Linked DNA regions of Homo sapiens: region 2 is linked to region 1. Evidence: chromatin contacts called from ENCODE Hi-C data. All regions are on one chromosome and are shown on one strand. Each heading gives the region's core, a stretch centred on a gene start or an enhancer-like site at or near the end of the contact. The rest is flanking DNA. Distances are from core to core; before and after follow the strand shown.

Region 1 (7,690 bases), core at 2,024-4,523:
ATTATTTTTATTATTAATGTATGACATCATGTTACCTGCCTAACAACAGAGTATTGAGACAAAAGCAAAATATTTTTTCTATATTAATAATCATAATAAACACCACTAATGTTTCCAAACTATACTTTTTTTTAACCCTACATGCCTTTAGTTCATGGAAAGAAAAGTATGTTAAAGATGCTATGGGGGTGAAGAGAATGATAAATATTATTATTTAAGACAATGTTTGCTATAATTTTTATATATCAAATAAGTTTATATGTTCTCAGAAAATTGGTCTTTGAATAATTGAGGACAGTGTGGGTTTTTATTCTGTTTCTGGAAGGCGGTGCCTGTGGCTGTGAGAAATAAGGAACAGACCATCTTCCCACATTTGAGAGGGAACTATACAAAAATGGGAAAATATTTGTTTTAAATATCTTTTGGATGTGAATTTTGTCATAATTGCAAACTGTTTTGGCAGCAAAACGAATTATTTCGGTAGCAAGAAGAGACTTAACGATGCTATGTGGGAGAAAAACTAAGTCCCTACTATCTTTCTGAGAGCACGTCTCAGAGGACATGATGTGATCCTGTAAGTTTGTAGCAATCTTATTGTGCCCCAGTGCAGACACTCCTTCCTACTTCCCTGTAGAAAACAGAACTGTTTTTTTAAAATTCTTTCTCAACTACCATTTTTAATAGTCATGTTACTTGATGACAAAATCTGATACAGTGGCCTTTAATACTATATAGTGAATGATTTTTGAAAATTTGGAAAACTCTAACCGAAATATACCAGGAACTGCTCTCCTCTTCATCTCAGATGTCTACTTCCTCTTCAGACCTGTGTGTGAAGCTCTAGAATAGGCTGTTTGGGAAGACTACAAAATCTCCTCTCCGAGGTCCCTTATAACCCTGATAGTTGCTAGATTTGAAATCAAGGATTTATTCTCCCCCTGCCCTGAGCCTCTCCCTTATGTCCACATAGGCTCTAGCATTGGAAGAAATATTTTAAGATCTCTTTCTTTTTGACTTTGTGATACTCCCATATTAAAAATGGCTTATGACAGGAAAAGGACAAATATGCTATATTTTTTCCCTTAAGGCTAATGTTCTCGGGACTACCATGAAAAATCCAGGTATCCTAATCTGGAGGGTTACCCTTTGGATCTGAATGGGATTGGAGTCAGTACAAGGGGTGGGGAGTGTTTTTAGAACATCCCGGCAGCATTTTTTTTTTTTTTTTTTTTTTTTTTTGAGACGGAGTCTCGCTCTGTCGCCCAGGCTGGAGTGCAGTGGTGCAATCGCGGCTCACTGCAAGCTCCGCCTCCCGGGTTCACGCCATTCTCCTGCCTCAGCCTCCCGAGTAGGGGGGACTACAGGCGCCCGCCGCCACGCCTGGCTAATTTTTCTTTTTTTTTTTTTGTATTCTTAGTAGAGACGGGGTTTCACCGCCCTGCTGCCTTTTAAAGCAATTTAATACATGAGTTAAATATCATATTTTAAAAATAGATTTTATTTTTTATTATAATTTTGATGAATGCATTTTTGTCAAAGTTGTCAAAGTCAAGAAGTCATTATTGAGACCCTGAGGGTAAGGCAGGAGCCAAGTGAGAACAAGCAGATGTCAAAGATGGTGAAAAACTAGAACAGCCAGGTCCCCCAGGCATATACAGAGAAGTTTTGCAATGGCAGGTCCCCGTGGTTGTCTGACCCAGACTTCCACCTTGAGGTAACTGGGGTAACTATAACGATATTTTCATCCTGATCTCTTCATGCAGTTATATGTTTCCAAGAACAGATAAACTGTGAACTTAATACAAGTGTCTCCTTTCCTTGGATTCTCACCATCTGGGTGGTAAACATGACAGAAACATTCAAGTATGTTCAATGTAGTACATGGTAACAAATGCTTTAGCACAGACTAGGGAGCATGTCTGGCAACATGTTGGCAAATAATTAAATTGGCACATTCAGGATAAAATGAGAACATGGAAAAACAGAATATGATTCTCTTTCCAGCCCTGGAAAGACATCCCAAGTGTACGTATTGTTTATATTATGTTATTAGTATATCTTTACCAGCAAAGGGCAGGTCATCATCATTCAATATGCTCAAATACTCACATTTAAAGACATAGGCACTTTGAGAGGCCAAGGGGGGAGAATCACTTGAGCCTAAGAGTTCAAGACCGGCCTGGGCAACATGGCAAATCCCATCTCTACAAAAAATACAAAAATTAGCTGGGTATAGTGCCTGTGGTCCCAGCTACTTGAGAGGCTGAGGTGAAAAGATTGTTTGAGTCGAGGAAATGGATGCTGCAGTGAGCCATGGTCACACCACTGCACTCCAGCATTCTAGCCTGGGCAACAGAGCAAGACCCTGTCTCAAAAAAAAAAAAAAAAAAAAGAGAGATGTAGGGAGCATTGTGGACATCTATTCATGGAGGGTTAAACAATAGAATTAGACAACCATGTGTATGTGTGGAATCATGTGTTTTTTCCACACATGTAGGAAGGAGAAGGTAGGAACAATGAAAAGATTCTTTTAGTGATCATAGTGGCTCCAAAACAGATGCTTTGGTATATGTAATACCCATTTATCTTATAAAGAAAATAAAGAAATAATAAAAGCATTTGCTAACCATGTTAGATGCTATAGTAAATGTAAAAATAAAGGGTCTGTTAATCTATTAACTGAGCTTAATATATGATGTGATATAACAGCAGCCTTCAAATATGCGGAGGGCTATAACAGAGATCATGATGAACAGACTTTTATTCTGGCTTAGAAAGACTAGACACAGAAATTAAAGGCATAAATTACTCTACAAGCAAAGCAATCTTAACATAACACTCCTTTCAAGGTAGACTATGAATATTTCCACCAATAATATATTTATTAAAATAGATTCCTTTTCATTTGTCTTTTTAAGTTAAACATAATCTTGCTTGAATGAGGATGAGTATAAGATACCTCAGTCATGACCTTGTAGATCACTGCATCAGCCAGCTTTGTATTCAGCTATCAAACAAAATAAAATGTGATCACTAGTGGTTCAAATACATTGGAGTTCTACAACTAAAGATCTAAAGGAATGAAATCCATGACTAGTACAAAGACATAATAATGCCCTAAGCAACTTACGATATTTTGATGTTTCTTTTCTGACACCCCATTCGATAGGCTTTTGTCTTCATGCTCAGCATCTCCTATCTCATTTGGGATGCTATGCGTCCACACCTTTCATCACATTCCAGCAAAAAGAAAGGGAAGGCAAAGTGGTAATATATTTTTCCTAGTGAGGTTTTGCCTCTTTATTCAGGGATGGAAACCTTCCCCAGAAGCTTTTGTCTACACTTATTGGCCAGAAATTTAACATATAACCATTCATTGCTGTCAGAGGTGGGAAGGAGTCCCTGAGAAAGAAATTATTCTTGTTTTCCAGCCTCTATTGTAGCATTTAACAAGGAAGAATGGGATTATGAATAGCTTTGGAATGTTTATCATGTCTTCTAGTTGCCATAGCTCATAGTCATTTTATATGATTGAATCTATATTAGGCCTTTTATCTGACAAGTTTCCCAATGTACAAAGACTGAAAAAAAATAATTTTCCTCAGATGGGAATAAAGAATGTCAACTGGTCTGGCCAAGTGAGTTTGGAAAGCTAAGATTTAGCCTTGGGTGCATTATTGATGGACAATAAAGGAGTAGGTGGCACTCATCCATTCATTCAGTTATTCTAGCTGTGCTATTGAATACTTGCTAACTGCAAAGCACAGAGCTAGATCCTAGTAAGAATATAGAAAAGAAAGTCACAGTCTCTGCCTTGAAAACATATTTATTTTATTTCTAGGACAAGACATCTACACATATACAAACTGTCAATTCATAACATGTCATGGAAACATAAAAGAAGGTATCAGTGAAAGTGGAGTGTTTAAGGAAATTTCCATGCAGTTGATAGAATTTTAATCCTATAATTTCAATAGGTAGTAGCTGTGTCTCAGGCATTCTAGGCAGTGCACAGCAAGAGAAAAGATTGAGATAAAGATAAAAACTGGAAAGAAGTAGGCAATCAGTCATATTTCTGCAAAGCAATGTTAGAAAATTGCATGTGTTAGCTTGTATACACAACTTAGCTTACAATGTTAGCTTGTAGCTAACTGAATACAGATGTGAGAGTTAAAATATACTCTCCTAACAGTAGAATAATGATTGTTAGAGTGGCAGGGATGATCTTATAGAAATAAACATTGGACAACCAGCAAAAACAGTGAAAGCCAGCCATATGGCTATCTGGAGGAAGAGCATTCCAGCTACTCAAATCCAAAGTGGTATCATGGTGTGATGTCTTTTTTTTTATTTTTGTTTTAGAGACAGGGTCTCACTATATTCCCCAGGCTGGTTTCAAACTCCTGAGCTCCTGTGATTCTCCTGCCTCAGCCTCCTGAGTATAGTCACATGCCACCATGCCCAGCTAAGTTATATATAAACATAAGCACAGAGTAACATGGTAGCAAAAAATAATGTCACCCAAATTAGGGTTTTGAAGACAATACAGGAGTTAGATAGATAAAGAAGAGAGGGAAGGGCATAACACAAAGGAACAGGAAGTATTAAAATGTGCGTGTTATGGACTTGCATACAAATTGAGTGCTTTAATTTTGCCAAGCATCTTTCATAACACTATAAGGAATTAACAGTATGAGATAGCATAAGTAAGGGGGCCTGAGAACTTACATAAACACCCTTGGTACATGGAAAGTAAATATAAAATGGTGCTGATAATTCTAATTACATAGTTTATAGAAAAGATACATGACCAAGCTTGAAGCAAGAATGATTGATAAGGAATTAGGTAGGTTCTGTATAAGGAAAGGTGATTTCAGATCCCAAAAGGGCATGGCTGAATGTTTAGCCTTTCAGAGTTGGGGAATCCATTTCTTCCTGTGGAAGGATTAGTCTTTAGGTGAATAGATATGTATCGAAGGGAAATTAAGAGAGCATAAGAAAACCCCACTTTACCTGCCATCTATCCATGGAAGCAGCAATAAGACCACCTGAGAGCTATGGTACAATTAAATTGAAGATATTTGAACACATAAAGTAGGTGTAATGTAACATATAGGCTCAAACATTTGAAAGTGATGATATTTGGTCATTGCTGGCCTACAAAAGAAATGATTTTATGTGATTCAGTCTAATGGTAATAGTTACAAAGGATTGACTTCTTCGCAAATAAAATGGTTGAAATAGTACCCAAAACTAGCAGATTGGGCAAAAATTACAAAGAAATATCTAAGTGGTTGCATAGTAACCACAAAAATGAACACACTTATTTTCAGAGTTCAAACCGTGGTAGATTTGAGAGTATGTTTGGAAATGACTAATGCTTAGTGTTGTTTACCCTGTCACCACATTCCTGCATAAGGCTCTTTATCTCTGACTGGTCATGCTCACATCTGTTTTCTGCCAGCCTTTTCTGGTGCCCGCAGGCACCCACCTGCACCCAATGTCCTCCTTTTATGCTTTCTGGCCTCCTTTCATGTACTGTGTGGTCCACCATACTACCTAATCTGCTATATACTCACAAAACTATTTACTTCTTTTGAAAAAAATGTATTATTAGATTTAAATATATGTATTTATATTTCCCTTCACTTTTTAAAGTTTTCACTTTATTTTTATACTATGTTTTAAGCTTCCCTAATATCCCACTGCTGAATCCCACCGACATGGAATCCACGGCATGGTGAATCCCTGACTTACCCATTCCTACTAGAAGTAGAGCCAGAATCTAATCCAGACCTCCTGCCAGCCACTCCCAGACCCCTTCTTTCCCCCAAAGAAAATGAAGAACATATTTTTTGTGCAAAGAGATACAATCAGGAAATTTTTTTAAAATCAGCTTTTATTTTAACTGAATAGCTTACTTAGTCCTGGGGCTGTAAAGTCAACTGAATGATGGAGTCATTTTTTTCAAAATGCGACATCTTCTTACCCACTTCTCTTATTACTCTCATCATTATGAAAATCACATTTGTGAAAGGAAATGAATTTATATCAGGTTTTCTTTGGCATCACCCAAAGGACCTTAGTAAAGAAAATTAATACTAATTTTATTTTCTATTGTGAGCACCTTAATACGGAACTGTAAGAATAATTACTATTTTTAATGCCAAATGAAGCATGTAAGTATTACTAGCTTCTTTTTTGTATTAACTTCTATACTTATCTCAGGAGTTTTTATAGTGATATAGACATTTTGTGAAATAGATCATGAGTGAAACATAGACCTGGTATAGCTTGACTGGGGCCTACTTTACAGATTTGTCCTTAAGTACTGAATATAAATGTTTCTGCTTCTTATTTTCCTTAGCATTTTTAAAGAAAGTCCTGGAAGCCAAAAATCTCCATGATGAAATATTTATAATTATTAATCACTGTTATATGACCTTATTATGTATGAAAACTATATTCAACATCCTAAATATGAAATGTGATTAGTTCTGATTTTAAAGATTTGTGATAAAACAAGACACCATTGATGAAATACATAGAAAAAGGAAGACAAAATAGCTTGGGACACATTAATAACTTACACAAAAAATTTTAAAAATTAAATCTTCTAATAGATTTGATATATAATATACCCCAGAAATATTTACATTATATTTTCAAAGTCTAGAGCATTTCTTCCATAGACTCCAAAACTATTTGTATATATTATCATCGAAACACAATTTTGAGAGAAGTTGGAATGGCAGTGCAGTTAGCAGATAAAAAAAATACCCACTTTTCTTTACAAGTCTCTATCTAATTCATACTCCCTATTGCTCTTTCCTGCTTCACAAACTTCTTAAAAGATTTTTTCATGTGGTGTGAATATTTAAAATCTGTCTTAGCAATTTTCAAATATACAATATAGCTGGCCATCTGTATTTGTGGGTTTTGCATCCTCTGATTCAGCCAACCATGGATTGAAAATATTAGGAAAAAATGACGAAATACAACAATACATCATAAAAATAATACAACTTAAAAGACAATACAGTATAACAACTATTTACATAGCATTTATTTTGCATTAAGTATTATAAGTAATCTAAAGATGATTTAAGGTATATGGGAAAATATACTTAGGTGATGTACAAAAACTTTAATCATTTCATAGTGTATACATATATCAAAATGTCACATTGTACCTTATAAATACTCATAATCATTTGTCAATTAAAAATAATTTAAATTTTTTGAAATGTAAAAAAAAAAAATTTTTCTAGCCTCCCAGTCTACACTCTCACTTTTCACTAACCCATTTACTGCTTTCTTGCTTGTTCTCCCAGCACACCACAAAAACAACTTCCATGCATACACCAGTATCACCCCCCTCACCCCCCTGTTTCCAATAAATTAAACCCAATGGACCAAGCTAAAGCATTTATTATACTTCACCTCTCAGAGGCATTTAACGCTATTGACAACTTCCTTCTTTTCAAAACCCTGTCCTCCCCTAATTTTCATGAAACATGAAACTACCTTCTAGTTCTCTTATTTATCTCAGCCATCTGGCTCCTCTTTCTCTATTCCCTTGTTACCTATTGGTGTTGGTATGTATTCCATTCTAGAACTTTGTCTCCTCTACTGTGATGCTATCATTTAGGGTGAAATCAACTACTCCCATTGCTTAATTTGTCTTTTA
Region 2 (7,690 bases), core at 1,451-3,950, 2.2 Mb after region 1:
TGCTCTCAGTATAAGATTTTACTTTATTAATGCAGAAGGAATATGGATATATTTCTTTAAGTCTGCAGATTTTTTTATTATGGTGCAGCTTTTTTTTAATTATGTTTTTAAAATTATACAGTTGAAAAATATGCCATTTCATAAAGTCTGAGGATTTTCGTCAACCTTACTGAAACACACTGGTGCTTTCATCATCAGAGGTCAAATTATTATGATAACTATTCCATTAAGTTTGCCAAACATTTGTCGTGGTTACCAGTGCAGCCTGTCAAATTCTGCTATTTGACACAGCTTTGGAAAGATTTAGTTCTTGGTTTTTCCGTTTTGTATTAGAATGACTGTTACAGTTTTATTTGGCTGTTTAAAGCCAAATTCAGCTATTTAATTATGGTTTCATGGACACTGTTGAGCAATGTACAGTGTATGGTGTGCTTACCTGTCCACTCTAGAGCATTGCTTACAGGTTTTTTGTTTTTTAAGATGCTGTGCTGTAAAATACTGTCATACTTGCTATTTCCTGGTACAGTGTAGTTTTTCCCCTTTCATTTGAATAAAAGCATGGCACCAAATGACTCCTTTTCTGTTTCTTGAATAAAATGTAGTTTTTGGTAAAATTATTTGAACTTGAGATAACTCATACAGTTTTTCTATCCCCTAACCTATGTTTAAATTTAATAACTTGAATATTCATAACAGGCAACTTGAAATAATTAGCCTTTTAAAAATACTAACTTAGGGCAATGTTAAAAAGTCGGTAACTTTCTATGCTTAGCACAGACGGTCTACATAGTATGATTTATAAATGTGCTTATCTTATGTTAATCTTGCTCATACTAATTCACTATCTTTTGGTGAATTGATAGTTATATTGTACCAGAACTAGTGCTCTATGTCTTTGAAACTGAATGGCCAGTGAACTCACTGATCTGGAGTAGCCATGAGAAGCTAGTTCTTGACCATTATTTTGTAAGTTTCACTTTGATTTTGCTGATTCTACTTACTCAGAACAGAGTAAAGAAAAAGGTGTTTTTTAAGAAAAAAGAGATCTGATAACAAAACTATAAAATAATCGTCATGCCTAATTATATACCTGAAGAAATATCTGGTTAGTAGACATAAATGTGGTTTTCTAGCTTGGGACCTTTTTGATAGGTTCTGTAACTTCAGAGCACAGCTATATTTCCACAATATTTCCAGTACTTTAATTTTCAGAAATAAAAATATTTAACCCGGCCGGGCGCGGTGGCTCACGCCTGTAATCCCAGCACTTTGGGAGGCCGAAGTGGGCGGATCACGAGGTCAGGGGATCGAGACCATCCTGGCTAACATGGTGAAACCCCGTCTCTACTAAAAATACAAAAAAAATTAGCCAGGCCTGGTAGCGGGCACCTGTAGTCACAGCTACTTGGGAGGCTGAGACAGGAGAATGGCATGAACCCGGGAGGCAGAGCTTGCAGTGAGCCGAGATTGCACCACTGCACTCCAGCCTGGGCGACAGAGCGAGACTCCGTCTCAAAAAAAAAAAAAAAAAAAACCCTAAGACCCAGGCAACATTAGAAAAATGTACACAATGCCAGGTATGGTGGTGGCTCATGCCTATAATCCCAGCACTTCGGGAGGCCAAGGCAGGCAGATCACTTGAGGTCAGGAGTTTTGAGACCAGCCTGGCCAACACGGCGAAACCCTGTCTCTACTAAAAAATAAAAATTAGCCAGGCATGGTGGCATACGCCTGTAATCCCAGGTACTCAGGAACATGAGGCAGAAAAATTGCTTGAACCCAGGAGGCGGAGGTTGCTGTGAGCCAAGATCGCACCTCTGCAGTCCAGCCTGGGTGACAGAGTGAGGCTGTGTCTCAAAAAAAAAAAAAAAAAAAAAAAAAGTGTACACAAACCCTAGAGCCCCCACACAATAAGAATGTGTTGCCTTATGACTGAAATTGATACTTCTTAACTAGGGCAGAGGAAAATATTCTGTAGTGAATAGGAACAAACACCTTTATTTCATGATCTGTCTACACAGAAAGATGATAATAAAATTCAGCAAAGGAAATGTAGCTGTAATGTTATGACCTAGGAATTGGCTATTGGAGAAACACATCTATAAAATGAGTGTGAAATTCTGTCGTCCCTTAGAAGTATATAGATGCTTAAGAAATAGGTATCTTCTCAAAAGAAACAAATGAGATATTAATGATTTTGCCTAATTTGATGGGGGTGGGGGAAGTACACAGATTGGTATGTCAGAGTTGCTCTTCAAATAAGGAGATCTAGAATCTAGTTTCAGTCACTTCCTTTTTGCCCCTGTGGGCATGTAGGTCTTCTAGCAACTCAAGGCCACATGCTTAGACAACACAGATTAGTTTTGTACATGTGTTTAAATCACTGTGGTGATATGTGTCACAACAACAGCTAAAATCAGATAACTTTATTCCATCTACAGTGGCTTATTTATGTCAGGAAAATAGGGGGCAATTATTTTCCATCAAAGAGGTGAAAAGCAAATTAAGAAATGTTTTAAGACCCACTAAGGTTTTTTTTTTTTTTTTTTTTTGGGGACACATTAAGCAAAGCCACCATGGTACCTTAGGCTACTAATGCATTTGATTCTTCTTAACCCCAACCTGTTGTTTTAGGTGATTGAACCTGTGATTCAGCCTTCAGTAGGTGTTAGAGGCATCCAACACAGGTGGCAAGTATCGTCTACAGCACCTCTACTTCACAGTTACATTCAGCTGCTGTGATTCCTGGCCGACCCTATTATTCATACTTCAGGGTTTGTGTGTTTATATAGAAAAGGAAATGTGGCTCTCAACCCGAGATCGCGCTGCTGCACTTCAACCTGGGTGACAGAGTGAGACTCAGTCTCAAAAAAAAAAAAAATTGCTTTATAATTTAAAAGATTCTTTGCTTTGCTTTCTCTTTTAACTTACTGCTGCCTGGGAGGAGGTGAGCATTTACGTCTCCATTCTACAGATGAGGAAGATGAGGCTTTAAAAGGTTAGTAGCTGTCCCAGGGACTCAAAGCTAGTAAGTGACAGCATTACAAGTGGCACCTAAGCCTTCTGGTTTCAAATCCCCTTACTGTGCCATATGGTACAGTTTCCCACTGCGTTGTACATGTTGTGGAATAAGAATAAGGCTCACAGCTGTTACTAGTTAATAACGTATTCACCATTGGTAGAAAACTCAGAACTTGTGGTTAAAGTGGATTTTGTTCTCTTGCCCAAGACTGTTAACCATCATCAACACAACAGCTAAAATCAGCCTGTTACGCTCACCTGCTGTTTAATATCTAGATTCATAAAGATGAGAGAATGGAAAAACTGCAAAAGTGGTGAAAACAAATTCTGATAATAGGTTAATCAGAATTATCTAGGAAACAGTTATTAGATGAAAGGGGCTAGGTAGGTCACAAAGGTAAGTTCTCTTCCATCAAGGAACTCTTGAAGTGGATGCCATTAGACCTTTACAAACAACGGATATACCGTGTGCTGTATTAGAGGTATGGAACCGAAAGTAAAGGACAGATGCGCCCTTGTCTTGTCAACAGTAAGAGCCTCTTGTCCATCAAGAGAATTCATGTACTTTATAGGGTACTAACTCTACTAAAACTAACTCTATAAAGAACTTAAGACTGCTCTTCCTGGGGAACTTGTCTACAGGCACTCAGAATGGTCCAGCATTTGACATACTGTCATAGGCTTTCCTACAATACAGCCTCTAACAAAACTACGCGAACCCCTGGTAATAGAATTGTTTACCTTTATACCAAGAAGGTTGGGAAAGCATCAAAATCTGCGTGTGGCGTGTGCCCAGGCAGACTTTGAAGGGTTTGTGCTGTAAGACCTAAAGTTCTTATGAGGTTGTCCAAAACAAAGAAACATGTCAGCAGGGCCTATGTTGGTTCCATGTGTGCTAAATGTGTTTGTGACAGGATCAAGCGTGCTTTCCTTATCAAGGAGCAGAAAATTGTTGTGAAAGTGTTGAAGGCACAAGCAGAGTCAGAAAGCTAAATAAAAAATGAAGCTTTTTTGAGTAATAAAAATGAAAAGACTTGCTGTATGGAAAAAAAAAAAGACTATCTTACGTTGTCAGCCAACAGGATACCACATTAATTCTTTAAATACTGAATTTTGCCGGGCGCGGTGGCTCACGCCTGTAATCCCAGCACTTTGGGAGGCTGAGGCGGGCAGATCACGAGGTCAGGAGATCGAGACCATCCTGGTTAACACGGTGAAACCCCGTCTCTACTAAAAATACAAAACTTTAGCCGGGTGTGGTGGCGGGCTCCTGTAGTCCTAGCTACTCAGGAGGCTGAGGCAGAAGAATGGCGTCAACCCAGGAGGCGGAGCTTGCAGCTAGCTGAGATCGCTCTGCTGCACTCCAGCCTGGGCAACAGAGCGAGACTCCATCTCTAAAAAAATAAATAAATAGTGAATTTTGAATTGCAGAGACATCAGTTCTGTTGATAGGGCCTTGAGGTCCTCATTTATGATGAGAACAAAACTAACTAAACTGCATCCTCTTTCTTAGCCAGAGGCTAAGTACAGATATTTTTGTATACATTACGAAATGAGTTTGTACTTGGATTCTTTATCCTTATAGTCTCAACACAATCGGTATTCAATAAATATTCGTCAAATGAATACATGAAGGGAGGACTATGCAGTCCTGGCCCAAAATTCAAAATCAAATTCAAAACATGTTCTGATTTCTTCTAGGTCACCCTTCATTTCTTACTATAGATATTTTTGCCCCCAAAATACAAACCCAAAGTTGGCTTTTCTGCTCTGACTCCCCCTGGTTCATGCCATTTCAAAGGACCCAGGTGCAGCTTGAAAATCTGACCTATTGGTCACCGTGACACAATGATGTACTGTTCCTTTTTACCTCTCTCCAGCTCCTCTCACAAATTATGGGCCAGTCTCAAGGCTCAGTTATTCATGTTCTGCTGTCTCCACTCTTTCCAAGAAGGGCTTCAATATCAGCTTTGACTGACACCTCCATTCAGAATCTACATCTCCAGCCCTGAAAGCTTCCTCTGGGCCCACTCATGCATCTAACTGCCATCTCAACATTTTCACCTGGGAGTTCCAAAGTCATCCTCAACTTAATCTGTTTAAAAACCAAAAGTCAACCTGATTTTACAACTTCCTTATAAAAGCAACTCTCCTTCCTGAAAGCCAGCCACCAAGACTGAAAGGTCTTATCCCTTGTCTAACACAGAAGACAGCCTCATGCACAGACAGCCACCAAATCCTATCAAATATTTTTACTTTGAAACTGCTCCTCATCCCTGCTGCCACCAGCTTCAAGTCCAGGCACCAAAAGCTTATGCCTAACTGCAAGAACCTTCAAGTGGTCTTACCCTAATTCGATTTCACCCTCCAAAGTGTCTTGCAAAATCTAACTTTCTTAGACTTATCTTAAAAGTTCAACATTGTTTTTATTTTGAATTGCGGGGAGGATGGGGGTGGGGTGTTGAGGTGGTGGTAATCTGTTCAGTGCTTGGAACCACTAAAGGTCTTGATCCTGTTTTTCAGGCGGCTCCTATACACAGACCTTTTTCTTCAGAAAAGCTGACCTGCTTCAATCTTGATAGAAGTCAGGATATCACAATCTGCCTTATATCAAAGTTATTTGTACATTATAGCTAATCTCCAATAATGTGTAAGCTTCCTGTAAGGATGCACCATGTCACATTCTTTGTATCTGTTACATTACCCAATAACAGTGCTTGCCCCACAGTAAGAAGGGGCTGTTTACAAAGTCAACTGGAATCAAATGTGATATTAAGAATTGGTTTTGGCCCGGGCGCAGTGGCTCACGCCTATAATCCCAGCACTTTGGGAGGCTGAGGTGGACAGATCACTTGAGGTCAGGAGTTCAAGACCAGTCTGGCCAGCATGGTGAAGCCTTGTCTCTACTAAAAATACAAAAACTAGCTGGGCATGGTGTTGCACGCCTCTAATCCCAGCTATTCAGGAGGCTGATGCAGGAGAATCACTCGAACCCAGGAGGCAGAGGCTGCAATGAGCCGAGATTGCACCACTGCACCCTAGCCTGGGTGACAGAGCAGGACTCCATCTCAAAAAAAAAAAAGAATTGGTTTCACTGATCAGTAGCAGGATCACAGCACTGTAGAGGGACCCTCTACCAATGCCAAGGGAATGCTGCCAAATTCCTCCTGCAAATACTTGGAAATTTACACTAACTCTCTGTGAAATCACTGAAAAGTAATGGCAAATCATAGGTTAGAAGCTCCTGTGGGCAGAATAATTGCTACAAAGAGAAAACGTTACTTTCTTTCCAAACAAATTCTGGGGCCATTTTTATATTGGGGATGTCCCTATTGCTTGTCTTTTAAGTTTCTGATGGTTTTTTTTTTACCTTTAAAAAACGTTCGAGCTACAGGAACCTGCAGTGGAAGAAAGGAGTCTCACTTTCCTTGAAAGCTACACTCTTCTCCTCCAGCCTCCCCTCCCTTCCCTGACCCCCTCCCCCATGTCCCCTAAGAGGCATCAATGATGTCCGGGGTAGATGGGGGGCCCTGGGACAATCACACAGCTGCAGGCCACAAGGCTTTCACATTGAGTCATCTCCTTAGCAGTGTGGGCTGAAGCCGAGTCTCATGTCTAACTCAGATGATGCCCTTTCCCAGCTACCCCGTATTTAGTACCTGAAAGTTTCTGAAGTAAATGAACATCTGAAACATTCTGCAGGGCCTCTGGCATCCAGGGTGGGGCTCCTCATCTGGTGTGTGCCAGCCCTCCCTTAGATGTTGAGGGTGCAGGGTAGGGGCAAGAGCTATTACTGTCTTCTGTCCTCTAATACCCTGTCCCTACCACCCTCCCCGCCCCCCGCCCCCCACCCCACTCACACACACGGCCTCAGGGCTATGTGGTCTATGGGAAACCTCATCTTGGTAGCCAGTCAGTAATAGTGAATAAAATAGAGGACTCCCCATTCCCAGTTCAGTGTTTATCGAGAGAGGTTGTAAAAACAAAGAGATGTGGCTTTGCAAGATTTTCCTCACACTCAGGACTCAAGTTACTGTTAACCTCTCCGTCATCCGCAACTGACTTGGCATAAGGCCACCTGTCTGTGCTTGGGTCCTGTCAGCAGTTTCTCTGCAGCATCCAGACTGTCACCTTGTAGAAATCACCATTAGGATAATACCAGGCACCAGACACTGTGGTGGTCAAATCTTGAAGAGTCAAATCTTGGGAGTCTCTCTTTATAGATTCCCAATCCAATCCCCAAAACATTTACTTACCACCCACTATGTGGAAAGAAAGCACTGTGACCTGGAGGGTAGGAGAAGCAGCGCAAGCAGCTGAGTCTAGCAGCAGGACCACCAGAAACTAGAGCCATTCTTCACGATGCTGCCAGCCAGGGAACGGAGTGAGCCCATGAGCTCCGACCCAGCATGGGCAGCACCTTCCACAAAGGGTGCCTCATTTGATCTTCACAACACCCCTATCGGGTAGATACTATCATGCCTATTTTAAGATGTGGAAACTGGAGCCCAAGATCACACAGCTATCAAGTTATAAAGCTGACATTTAACCTGGACTCTGACCACTAATAATCTGATCTGCGTGTTCACTGATCAGAAACAGACAAAATGACATATAAGAAATTGATATTGGCCGGGCACAGTGGCTCACACTTGTAATCCCAGCATTT

What was found. Hi-C counts contacts between places; a loop is a spot of excess contacts on that map. Pooled maps may share reads with other maps.
Region 2: a loop to region 1 is called in a pooled map, with 2.9 times the contacts of the local background. The contact joins the enhancer-like site here to the promoter of PTPRC-AS1 in region 1. A Hi-C loop is called at or near these places in 2 of 37 single-sample maps with no recorded cell type and 4 of 50 pooled maps.

Annotation. Positions count from the first base shown.
Region 1 is chr1:198,663,869-198,671,558 of GRCh38, forward strand. It overlaps PTPRC-AS1 (PTPRC antisense RNA 1), which reads right to left and starts at 3,274. Exons shown (of 3, transcript NR_199042.1): 1 at 3,131-3,274. The region is part of intron 2 of PTPRC (protein tyrosine phosphatase receptor type C); the gene reads left to right. RefSeq lists an enhancer at 4,896-6,095.
Region 2 is chr1:200,860,136-200,867,825 of GRCh38, forward strand. It overlaps CAMSAP2 (calmodulin regulated spectrin associated protein family member 2), which reads left to right. Exons shown (of 17, transcript NM_203459.4): 17 at 1-569. It also overlaps the pseudogene RPL34P6. Among named protein-coding and RNA genes, the nearest start is that of GPR25, 9.0 kb to the right of the region's middle. RefSeq lists an enhancer at 6,454-6,503 and a silencer at 6,794-6,843. Within about 2 kb of position 2,701, at least 5 of the 41 ENCODE cell types and tissues checked have a DNase peak (open chromatin) inside an H3K27ac peak, as active enhancers do.